Regions from separate parts of the Homo sapiens genome. Here region 1 is linked to region 2. A link is an interaction called in ENCODE POLR2A ChIA-PET data of the cell type or tissue named here. Cell type or tissue: Panc1. All regions are shown on one strand. Each heading gives the region's core, and the rest is flanking DNA. Links, peaks and the distances in the headings are about the cores only.

The links. Peaks named below come from ENCODE experiments on the same cell type or tissue, not always from the same donor. Only the 100,000 strongest peaks of a DNase experiment are listed, where the experiment ranks them.
Region 1: POLR2A ChIA-PET joins it to region 2 with 12 read pairs; 2 of 35 experiments call an interaction of 5 or more read pairs at or near these places.

Annotation. Positions count from the first base shown.
Region 1 is chr2:192,747,164-192,752,562 of GRCh38, forward strand. PCGEM1 (PCGEM1 prostate-specific transcript) reads left to right here and starts at 2,682. Exons shown (of 4, transcript NR_152587.1): 1 at 2,682-2,865; 2 at 3,626-3,709. In Panc1, for the core only: a CTCF peak has its summit at 2,578 (motif pointing right); a DNase peak (open chromatin) is centred at 2,616.
Region 2 is chr2:193,421,628-193,427,026 of GRCh38, forward strand. No RefSeq gene overlaps it. Among named protein-coding and RNA genes, the nearest start is that of PCGEM1, 670 kb to the left of the region's middle. In Panc1, for the core only: no CTCF peak of the experiment used is centred there; no DNase peak of the experiment used is centred there.

The DNA.
Region 1 (5,399 bases), core at 206-5,205, 670 kb before region 2:
CCTTACCAGTCGTTCTGCTAACAACAGTTATTTAGCAGGTTACAAGTGTAAATAAAACACCTGAGTAAATTTTAGATCATAATGTGAAGGAATAATCCAAACAATGATGTCTAGTATTTTGTTGTATCAGTTGGCTGTCCTGCAATGATTCAACTGAGAACATTCTGTGCTTATTATCCAGTAAAGAAATGACACAGAAGAAATTTGAGGGCAAAGGGAAACTACATTATGCATAAAAGCAAAGCTTCACCCATGATAGAAAGAATTCCTAGGGCTTGGAAGAAGGATGAAAAATAAAGTAATGAAGCTGATAGGGTGTGAAAAGAGAGAGCTAACCCCAGTGGGACCTTGCCTTACATGAGTTAACATTCAGAGAGACTGCCCAACTAAAATTTTAGCAAGCACCACCCATCTCTTAGTCTGTGAATTGCATGAGTTTCAAGCTAGAGAACACACACCATTTAGTCTTCTTTTTATAAGCATCACACAGTGCCTTTACCAAAGTATTAGCGGAGTTAATTGGCTTTTCTTTTAGCATCTCTTCTTTCATGAACATTGAGCATAACTTCCATTGACCATTCAAAAGGGATGATACTTAGGCACGTCTTGAGACTTTGCTGTATTCATAATAAAATTATCCTGTGAGGACACCCCTCATTTCTGCTAAACTGCCACTAACACTTTTAAAGTTTCAGGTTGTTGGCAAGTATCTGAGATAAAGAGAGAGCCTATGTGCTTAGTCCACCAGTGATGGCAGAAAGGAATGGCTCATGAACCTGTCTACATGTGGAGCTAAATGGAACCAACTCAACATCATTCCCCCTCCCACTTGCCACACTAAAAATAAATAAATAAATAAAAGACTTATATTTCTGAGTCATGTTTAAAATTAATTAAAAGGATGTTTGTATGAGTCCATTATGGCATTAAACCAATTCCACAAAGTAGTCTAGGGAAAACCTCATGCTATCAGATCCCTCTTGCGTTCTGCAATTTCTGAAAAAAAGATGTTCATTGCAAAGTGATATGAGCACTGGAAAGGTACTAATTCCAATTTGATTCTAATTGGATGAGTGACATGGGTAAGCGATTCTAAGCATTTGTGTTTTTTTTAGTAGTATGGAATTTAATTAGTTCTCAGTATGTTAGTGAAGATTGAATGAAAACATGCATATGTTTCCATGTATTATAAATATTTTAAAATGCAAAAAATTATTCTAATGAATATATAAATATAAAGCATAACAATAATAATACAATACCACCCATAAAGTCATCATCTAATTTAAAAACTAAAACATTAACACTTGAATCTCCCCCATTGCAACATCTTTCCCGACTTGTGTGTTTTTTTCTTTTGCTTTTAAAATTTTTGTTTTATCATATGTCTGCATAAGATTATATAGCTTTCCTTGTTTTAAGCTTTTTAAATAATATATTGTAGTTATATTATTTGTGCTTTGCTTTTTTTACTTAACATTATGGTTCTAAAATTCAGTAATGTGTTGGGCATGTATAATTTGTTTATTTTTAATCTCTTTGACATTCGACTATATAAATTTCAGTTTGTTTATTGACTCCTTTGTCTATAGATACTCTGCTATTTCTGTTTTTGCTGTTACAAAAATAATGCTGTTTTAAATTTCATTTTGTATACTTTTTTGAGGCATGTGTATGAGTTATTCTAAGGTAAAAAAATAAGAAAAAATTGCTGGGTTATAAGATTGTCACATGCTCGAATTTACAAGATAATGCCAAATCATTTTTCAAAGTAATTATACCTATTTATACTACCGGTATGAGTATATTGGTGCCCACATAGTTGCTTGTTCTGCCAAAGTTTGGTATGATCGAACAATAATTTTTGCCCATCAAATGGCATAAAATAAAATCTCAGTGTGCTTTTAATTTGCATTTTCTATGTTTAAGAATTGTTTCTTTTTTAACCATTTATAATTTACTTTTGCTGAAATGCTTGCTTATTATTTTTGCTCCCCATTTTTTCCTATTGGATTGCTTTTCTCATTAATTTATAAGAATTTTATATGGTTTAGATACTAATTATTATATTACTGAAAATACCTTTATCAGTTTGTTGTGTACTTTCTACTTTATGTCTTGTGATGGATAAAAGTTTTAAATTGTATTGTGTTGAAGTTAACATTTTTAAATTTTATAATCAGCATCTTTAATAATCTCTTTATAAAATTTTCCTTTACATAGATGTCATAAAGATACATCTCTATAATTTCTTATTTTTTTGGCATATGTTCATTAAGTCATTTTATCATTTTTTAGTAATAAATTGCAGTTATTTATGAAACAAATAATTTTTAAAATTATATATGCTTTCTTTAAAAATTGATCTTAGCATGCTTCACTATGAAGCTTGAGGCTTCACTGCACGTTGTACTGAAATTATGTATAAAACAGTGGTTCTGAAAATCTCTGAGTTCATGACACCTTTAGTGTCTCAGGTTTTTTTGCTTTTGTTCTTGTTTTTTCTCACAAAGCACCTAAGTTAAATAAAAACAAAGCACAAAGCTATCAGCTTCATGTATTAAGTAGTAAGCTCCCATGTTAACAGTTGTAACTTGCCTGGTGCCCAATAGATGTCACTCTGTTTTCCTAGAAACTTTAAAATATCCCTCAGTGCTCCTGTTAATTCATGGTAGTGCCCCAAGGCACTCTGGCACCCAGTTTTGGAACTGCAGTTTTAAAAGTCATAAATTGAATGAAAATGATAGCAAAGGTGGAGGTTTTTAAAGAGCTATTTATAGGTCCCTGGACAGCATCTTTTTTCAATTAGGCAGCAACCTTTTTGCCCTATGCCGTAACCTGTGTCTGCAACTTCCTCTAATTGGGGTGAGTAAGAGATTTTGTTATGTATATAATAGCTAAGAATATAGTAATAATGGCTTAAATCATGGTTATTTTTAAACTACTAACATTTAGAAGACAAAATAAAAATGCTTTGAAAAGTATAGAGGTTTTAGTGTAATTAGCAGGGAATAATGAAATGATTTGATAGGGCTACTCAGTTTTGTATAACTTTGGTGCTTTAAGTCTGAATGCAGAGCATGGATGTTGTGATCCAGCCTTTATATGTTTTCCCTGAAGAAGATTTAATTTATTTGGCCTTTTGAGAAACACATTTGGCATTGTAATATGTTTTGCTTCCAGGTTCTATCTCCAAGGATAATTTGACAAAATCACACATAAATTTATTTTCAGGGCACACAGTTTCCCTTTTAGGGAACTCACAGAGGTAGAGAGTAATACAATAATCACATTTGAATATTCAGTAAGTGAGGTCCTCATAGATCTTATGTGTATGTCACCATGTATATAATTTTGTTAATCACTAGATGTATGAGACAAGAAATTTGAGGAACCTTAACTAGAGATTAAAATAGGGATTTAAATCAAAGAAACATTTAAATGCCTCCTTTATTATTTAAATACCTGCATGGTGAATCATTGAAAAAAAAATAAAAAGCATACAACTTGGGAATATTCTAAACCAAGAAGAATTTGTTATTCTGGTTGATTTTTTTTTTTCAGGCTCCCACAGGCAACTTACCTTTATCTCTTTGTGATTTTTATTTCTTGTTAAAATATACAGAAATAGTTAAGCAGATTCATAGAGCTGAATGATAAAATTGTACTACGAGATGCACTGGGACTCAACGTGACCTTATCAAGTGAGGTGAGCCATTCATTAATTCAGATAATGGAACTTATTATCATAATCTTTTGCTTATGCTATTGTTGAGCTTAACTACTTATTCATATTTGCATATGCATATTGAGATAATATCATTTCATTAATTTCAGTACTGAACACTAATCTCCTAAGAGTAATTGTGAAAGTTTCAGATTGCACTATTTTTAACTATATATCTGTATGTTATCTTCATATATGCTTGAATAACTTATAAGCAATTGAAACTTTCAATTACAGTATACTATTGAAGCAAATCAACTAATATATACACATATCCATTAGCAATAGTAGATAATTTTTGTAAATGTCCAGCACAGTTCTTCATATGTAGAGGATGTTCAAATTGGCTAAGTTCCTTTTCTCTCTTAATTATTAGTATTTTTCCTACTGCTCTTTGTATAATTATTCCTTCCTCTTTAGCTCCAATCCTTACAATCTATTCTTAACATAGCAACTGGAAGAAAGTTTTTAAACATAAACCAGATGATGTCACTCCACCCCACAAAACTTCCACTATTCTCTGTCACACATAGAAAGAAAGAAAAAAAATATTGAAAACCTACAAAGACTTGCTATGATCTGGTCCAGGCTCTCCCTAAAATTTCATGTAATTTCCAGCCACTAGGCCTTTCTGGCTCTCCTTCAATCTCATTAGCCTTTTCACTACTACAAGTTAGACTGGGTTTTGGCCGAGGTATTTCTTTTTTTCATATTTTGCCTTTGCCTAGATTGCTCTTCCAATAGATATTCACAATTGCATCATCATTTCTATATACGTGCTAAAAGGTTTCCTTGTCCAAAATAGCTTCAGTGACCACCTGATCTAGAATAGTCTCGATCAAAAGTTTCTTTTCCTTTTCCTCACCACTTGATATTTATATCAAACATTTATTTGTGTAATTTATGTGTTTGTTTGTTTTCTGTACTAGCATTATGATGACCATACTATTTGATGCCCCCCAAAAAATACTTTCGAGAATGACAGGGAAAGCTAAAATAATTAAATTATATAATTTTGACATAGGCACTATTGACAAAAAGCAATTGATGTTATGATAGTGTTAGATCTATGAAATAGTACTATTTAAAAGTAATTCTCTGAAATACAATTTTCTAAAACTAAAAGCAGCATATGTACATGAAACACCAAAAAACTTCCTTATATTTATCACTGGAAGATTTAAAATAGTATAAGTAGTAACTTATTTAATATATTTTTGATTATTTAATTAATTTTATAGTATCCAACTCTAATATAATGCCAGTGGTATTTGTTCAAAATATTTTAATGTTGTCTATTTATTTTTAATTTGCCTAAAAATTATCTTAAATGAAAATTTTTGGTTAATAAATTTGAAAATACTGAAACCCTCATCTCAGTCTCTGTGGATCCTAAAGTTTTTAGTTGAGAAAATAATTTTTCTCTAGAGAATGAAGTAGCTTGTAAGCTTGGAGAAATTTCTGCTAAATAAATGATATTATCAACTCTATTTTCTTCAATACGAAATATATAAATATTTCAGCTCATATATTTTTGCAGGTGCTATGCTTTTGCTTCCAATCATAATTTCTGACAAATATTTTGGAAGTCAAAACTTGTCTTCTATTTTGTTATTTAAAATTATATAGACTACTTTTGTAAACCTTTATACTATCAAATCATAGGCAATTT
Region 2 (5,399 bases), core at 343-5,342:
ATCTTGGCTCACTGCAAGCTCCGCCTCCCGGGTTCACGCCATTCTCCTGCCTCAGCCTCCCAAGTAGCTGGGACTACAGGCGCCCGCCACTACGCCCGGCTAATTTTTTGTATTTTTAGTAGAGACGGGGTTTCACCGTTTTAGCCGGGATGGTCTCGATCTCCTGACCTCGTGATCCGCCCGCCTCGGCCTCCCAAAGTGCTGGGATTACAGGCGTGAGTCCTTAAGCTTATTAACAAGTAAAGTTGAAAGGAAGATGAGCCACCAATGTCTAAGAATTTCTCAACGGAACTTCTGGAACTATGTCTTTGTAATGTCAGCATTAGATGGTTAGGTGACTCAAAGAATATAATTTCATATTAAAATGCGTAGCAATATCTGCAATCTTTAAATAACTAAGATTGATGTATGTTTTAGACTACACAAGTCCTTACCAAGTTGTATTAAAACACAATTTAAGACTTTCAAAAATATTAAAGGGATAAAATATCTGATAAAATGTTTTAGTATAGGACTTATTTGTAATCATTTTTTAATTCATTATTGTCATGGTGAAGATACTCTGTATTAATCATGAATCTTTGGGTGGTATATACTTACAGGCCAAAGCTGTTCAGAGATTTAATTCCATCGCCATGGGCCCAACTACCCCATCCTCATTTCTCTTATTTCCTTTATTTTTACTTTCTTCTCAAGCAGACTCTCCCATAAGGTGTCAAAATAATTGCTGAATGCCCCTGGTTATCCAGACACTGGACAAAGACTCACTTTCTTAAAGGTTCTAGGAAAAATTCTAAAGTGTATTTCCATTAGGCCATTAAATATCTAGTCACTCAAGACAGTGTAATGAATTGCTCTTTTTCCAAGCCTGGCTCATAAACTTATGCATGGAGAAAGAGTGGGGTTAGCCCTACTTGAACCATATGAGAGGAGTGGTAAAAAGGTCAATTCAATAAAAAAAAAATAGAATTCCACTTGAAGAAGTGGGAATAGATGCTGGGAATTAAAAAATATGCTAAATATTCACTAAACACAATAGTAAGTATTATCCATTAGTTTTCAGGAGATTTCATCACATGTAGTAGAATGTTAAATATGTCAATTTACTTCCCATGTTAAATATGAATGGTTCTATCTACAACATGAAAAATCTTCATTGGTGTCTATCCTTTACCCAGAAAATAAAATATTTATGCCGAATTGTATATAAGGTAATTCATAACCTGGCCTTCTCTACCTTTCTTTGCTTGTCTGCCATCACTCTTACAAATTTGTACTCCTTAAGTACATTTTCTACTTATTATGTAATCACAACCTATCCATCTCTAAGGTTTCAGAAACTCCATACGAACCTGAGGGCCTCTTGAAGATATGGGCCTAATCTTCATAAAAAGAGCCTAATAAATAGATGACTGATATAATATGAATTCTTACATTTATATTGATATTTGAATTTATTCAAAGTCATTCTCTATGCCTATTTGCATGGCATAAAACAAAATATGTGCTTATCTGATTTAAGAAAACATTCTAGGAAAGTTAGGTACATTTTGTATCTATTATACAGTGGGATAGTGGAGAAAAAAGGCAGAGAGGGAAAAATCAATTCGAAGAGCATCTTGGGCAGCAGGTTTGTCTGGTGTGAAGGCACGGAGGTGTAAGAGGAGTTAGTAATTCTAACAATAAGTACTTTACAATGTTCAGTGTTTGGAAAGTTCAAGGAGATGAGAGCAGGGGGGAAATGACCAGAACCCAAGAGGCATTGCATTTTATGTAGAATTTAGTGTTCATTCTGTAGGTATGTAATGCCTTTAACATTTATTCTATAAACACTATATTTCTTTTCAAATACTCTTTATTAAGAAAGTGTAAATACTATTACACAACTAAGGAGAGTGAATTAACATTATAAATATCAACACAGCAATTTCAAGTAATTCCTCGTTATGGGTATTATTTCCTAAACATAGCTCTTCATTAATACCTTAGAAAGTAGGTTTCTACAAATGAATATTGAGAGAATATTTTCAACATATAGCTATAAACACATTATGTTTTATAATTATAGCTAGTTTTCATTTAATCCATGTTACTCAAATACAATTTTGTGAATTATATGCCACAATAATTCTATATGCATTCTTTGAAAAGTCAAGTGTGTGCTGGTTGCATTCTGGAAAACCAGTCAAATATTTATAATTAAGAAGTTAATAAACTAAGAAAATGACGAGGCCGGGCGCGGTGGCTCACGCCTGTAATCCCAGCACTTTGGGAGGCCCAGGCGGGCGGATCACGAGGTCAGGAGATGGAGACCATCCTGGCTAACACGGTGAAACCCCGTCTCTACTAAAAATACAAAAAATTAGCCGGGGTGGTGGCAGGCGCCTGTAGCCTGTAGTCCCAGCCACTCGGGAGGCTGAGGCAGGAGAATGGCGTGAACCCAGGAGGCAGAGCTTGCAGTGAGCCGAGATCGCGCCACTGCGTTCCAGCCTGGGCGACAGAGCAAGACTCCGTCTCAAAAAAAAAAAAAAAAAAAGAAAGAAAGAAAGAAAGAAAGAAAGAAAGAAAGAAAGAAAGAAAGAAAGAAAGAAAGAAAGAAAGAAAATGACAAAATATCCAAAATTCAACCTATGATGTACCTACATTTCAATGATTAGATAAACTTAAGCTCATCGTCTTAGAAACACATTGAACTCATGGGACATAATAGCTGAAATAATCTATGCTCATAAAATTTTAGTACAAAAAGGAGATTCAGCTTTAACTCTAAAAATAACTGAAGAAATATATAAATATCTAAAGTTAGACAATGGTAAGATTAGCTGGAAAATAATCTGTTATAGATTATGGTTAATTTACAAAGTGGTGTTATTTAGGAGAAAATTTATCTTTCTCTAAGTGTTATTTTGCTTTATGATGTTTCAGGAATCAATTTTATGATTGAAAGATGAGCACTAAATTACTATCATTTACACATAGCTTTTATTACTTGCTTGTAGCACCCAGCATAGTGCCCAACATATTCTAGGATCTCACTGAATTTTTTTTTGATACAATTCTGTAAATTTTTTTTTGAGACGGTGTCTTGCTCTGTCGCCCAGACTGGAGTGCAGTGGCACCATCTCGGCTCACTGCAAGCTTCGCCTCCTGGGTTCAGGCCATTCTCCTGCCTCAGCCTTCCAAGTAGCTGGGACTACAGGCGCCCGCCACCATGCCCGGCTAATTTTTTGTATTTTTAGTAGAGACCAATTTTGTATTTTTTAAAAATTACTTTTTGTTAATCACAGTAATATATACATGTGTTTGAAAACTGCAGGCACATAACTGGCCTAAATATTATTTGATCCACTGATCATACTTGGTGAACATTATACAATTATATATTATACATTACACAATTACAACATTCAATTGTGAAATTATACAATTGTGAAGTTTTATAATTTTCCAAATACATCTTCATCCCAGCAAAAATTCCTGATTCTCTGGACTCAGAATGCTTGATTTAATCCAGGGTCTTCATTTCAGAGATAAAATGATGAGTCTAACAGTTGATAAAATGCTTGTATAATTAGTATTAAGATCTCCTAATTCTGGTCCATTGTCATTGTGTTACATCATGAGTCAATACTTTTATCTGGCAAATATTTAGAAGCATAACCTTTATTAAGCTTGATTATTAGAATTGAGTATCCCAGTTTGGATTTATCAATCAAAGGGAAAATTCATCAGTTTGAGTGTAAGTGTAGGGAAACATGGGAAACAAAGTTGCTGAATCAAGCTCAGGAGTTCAAGACCAGCCTGGGCAACATGTTGAGACCCCTGTCTTTACTAAAAATACAACAACAACAACAACAATAAAAAATAGCTGGGCATGATGATCACTTAAGCCGTGTGGGCTGCGTTGCAGTGAGCCAAGTTCGCACCAAAGCACTCCAGCCTGGGTGACAGAGCGGGACTCTGTCTCAAAAAACAAAGAAGAGAATAATGGTATTTTTCCAGTCATCCATTATCAAGTACCTACTATGTGTTAGGTACTGTTCCAGAGACAGTGAATATAGCTGTTAACTTAATCTCTGCCCTCAATAAGCTAGATAGGTAAGACGGACAATAAACACATATTAGTTTATCAGACGGTAATAAGTGCCACAGAAAAAATTAACGGTGAAAAGTGGGAAACTGATTATGATGATAATATTCATACAATTTTAATTAGGTAGATCAGTAAAGACTTTTCTAAAACTTGATATTTAAATAAAGACTTGAGTTAGGTGGGAAAACAAGTCATGAGGCTATCTGGGGAAAGAGTATTCTAGAGAGAATATCAAGAGCAAATGCCTTAAAGCAGAAAATGAAACCAAAGGGGCAATGTGGCCGTAGTAGACTAAGGAAAAAAGATATACGAGATGGGGTCAGAGGGTTAACATGGAGCCAGACCCTTTGGCTACTACACCATCTTTTACTGTGATTTTACTCTGAAAAGGACAAGAAGACATTGGAGGGTTTTTAGCAGAGGGTTGACATAGTTTGATGCGCATTTTCAATGGAATTTCTGTTTGTGCTGTGCTGAAAATAGATTTAAGAGAGTAGGATAGGCTGGGCGCAGTAGCTCACGCCTGTAATCACAGCACTTTGGAAGGCCGAGGCGGGTAGATCACCTGAGGTCAGGAGTTCGAGACAAGCCTGGCCAACATGGTGAAACCTCTTCTTTACTAACAATACAAAAATTAGCCAGGTGTGGTGGCATGCTCCTGTAATCCCAGCTACTTGGGGGCTGAGGCAGGCCAATCGCTTGAACCCGGGAGGTGGAGATTGCAGTGAGCCGAGATCGCGCCACTGCAGTCCAGCCTGGGCCACAGAGCAAGATTCCATCTCAAAAAAAAAAAAAAAAAAAAAAAAAAGAGAGAGTAGGTTGGAAACAGGAGAACAGTTAATAGGCAGTGCTATAATCCTTCTTAAACAACTGCACAGTGAAGGATGATGGTAGTTCCTACAGGTAATCAGAGAAATAGGTAAGAAGTGTTGGGATTGTCGGTAAGTGTTCTATAAATATTGTCATCATGCACTGCTTTCTGTACAAAAATATTTACATTTTTTAAAACAATAATATCTGAGAATATAAACTGTCAAGGTGATTACTCATTATATTAAATGCAACAAATTTTAAAGATTTTCAATACAAATGTGAATGTGCTTACTTTCATAGTGTAAATTAATTGCAAAGCAAAATGTCTCATACTATTACTTTATGTGTCTATGGATACCATATGAGTATATTTTCATATTAGCATCTTAGTAATTTATGCATATTTTTCTTAATTATTCAGAATTATTTCTATCTCTGTCTTCTTGGTCATGTACACAGAGTAAGCCCTCCAGTTAGAATGAAAATGCAGGAA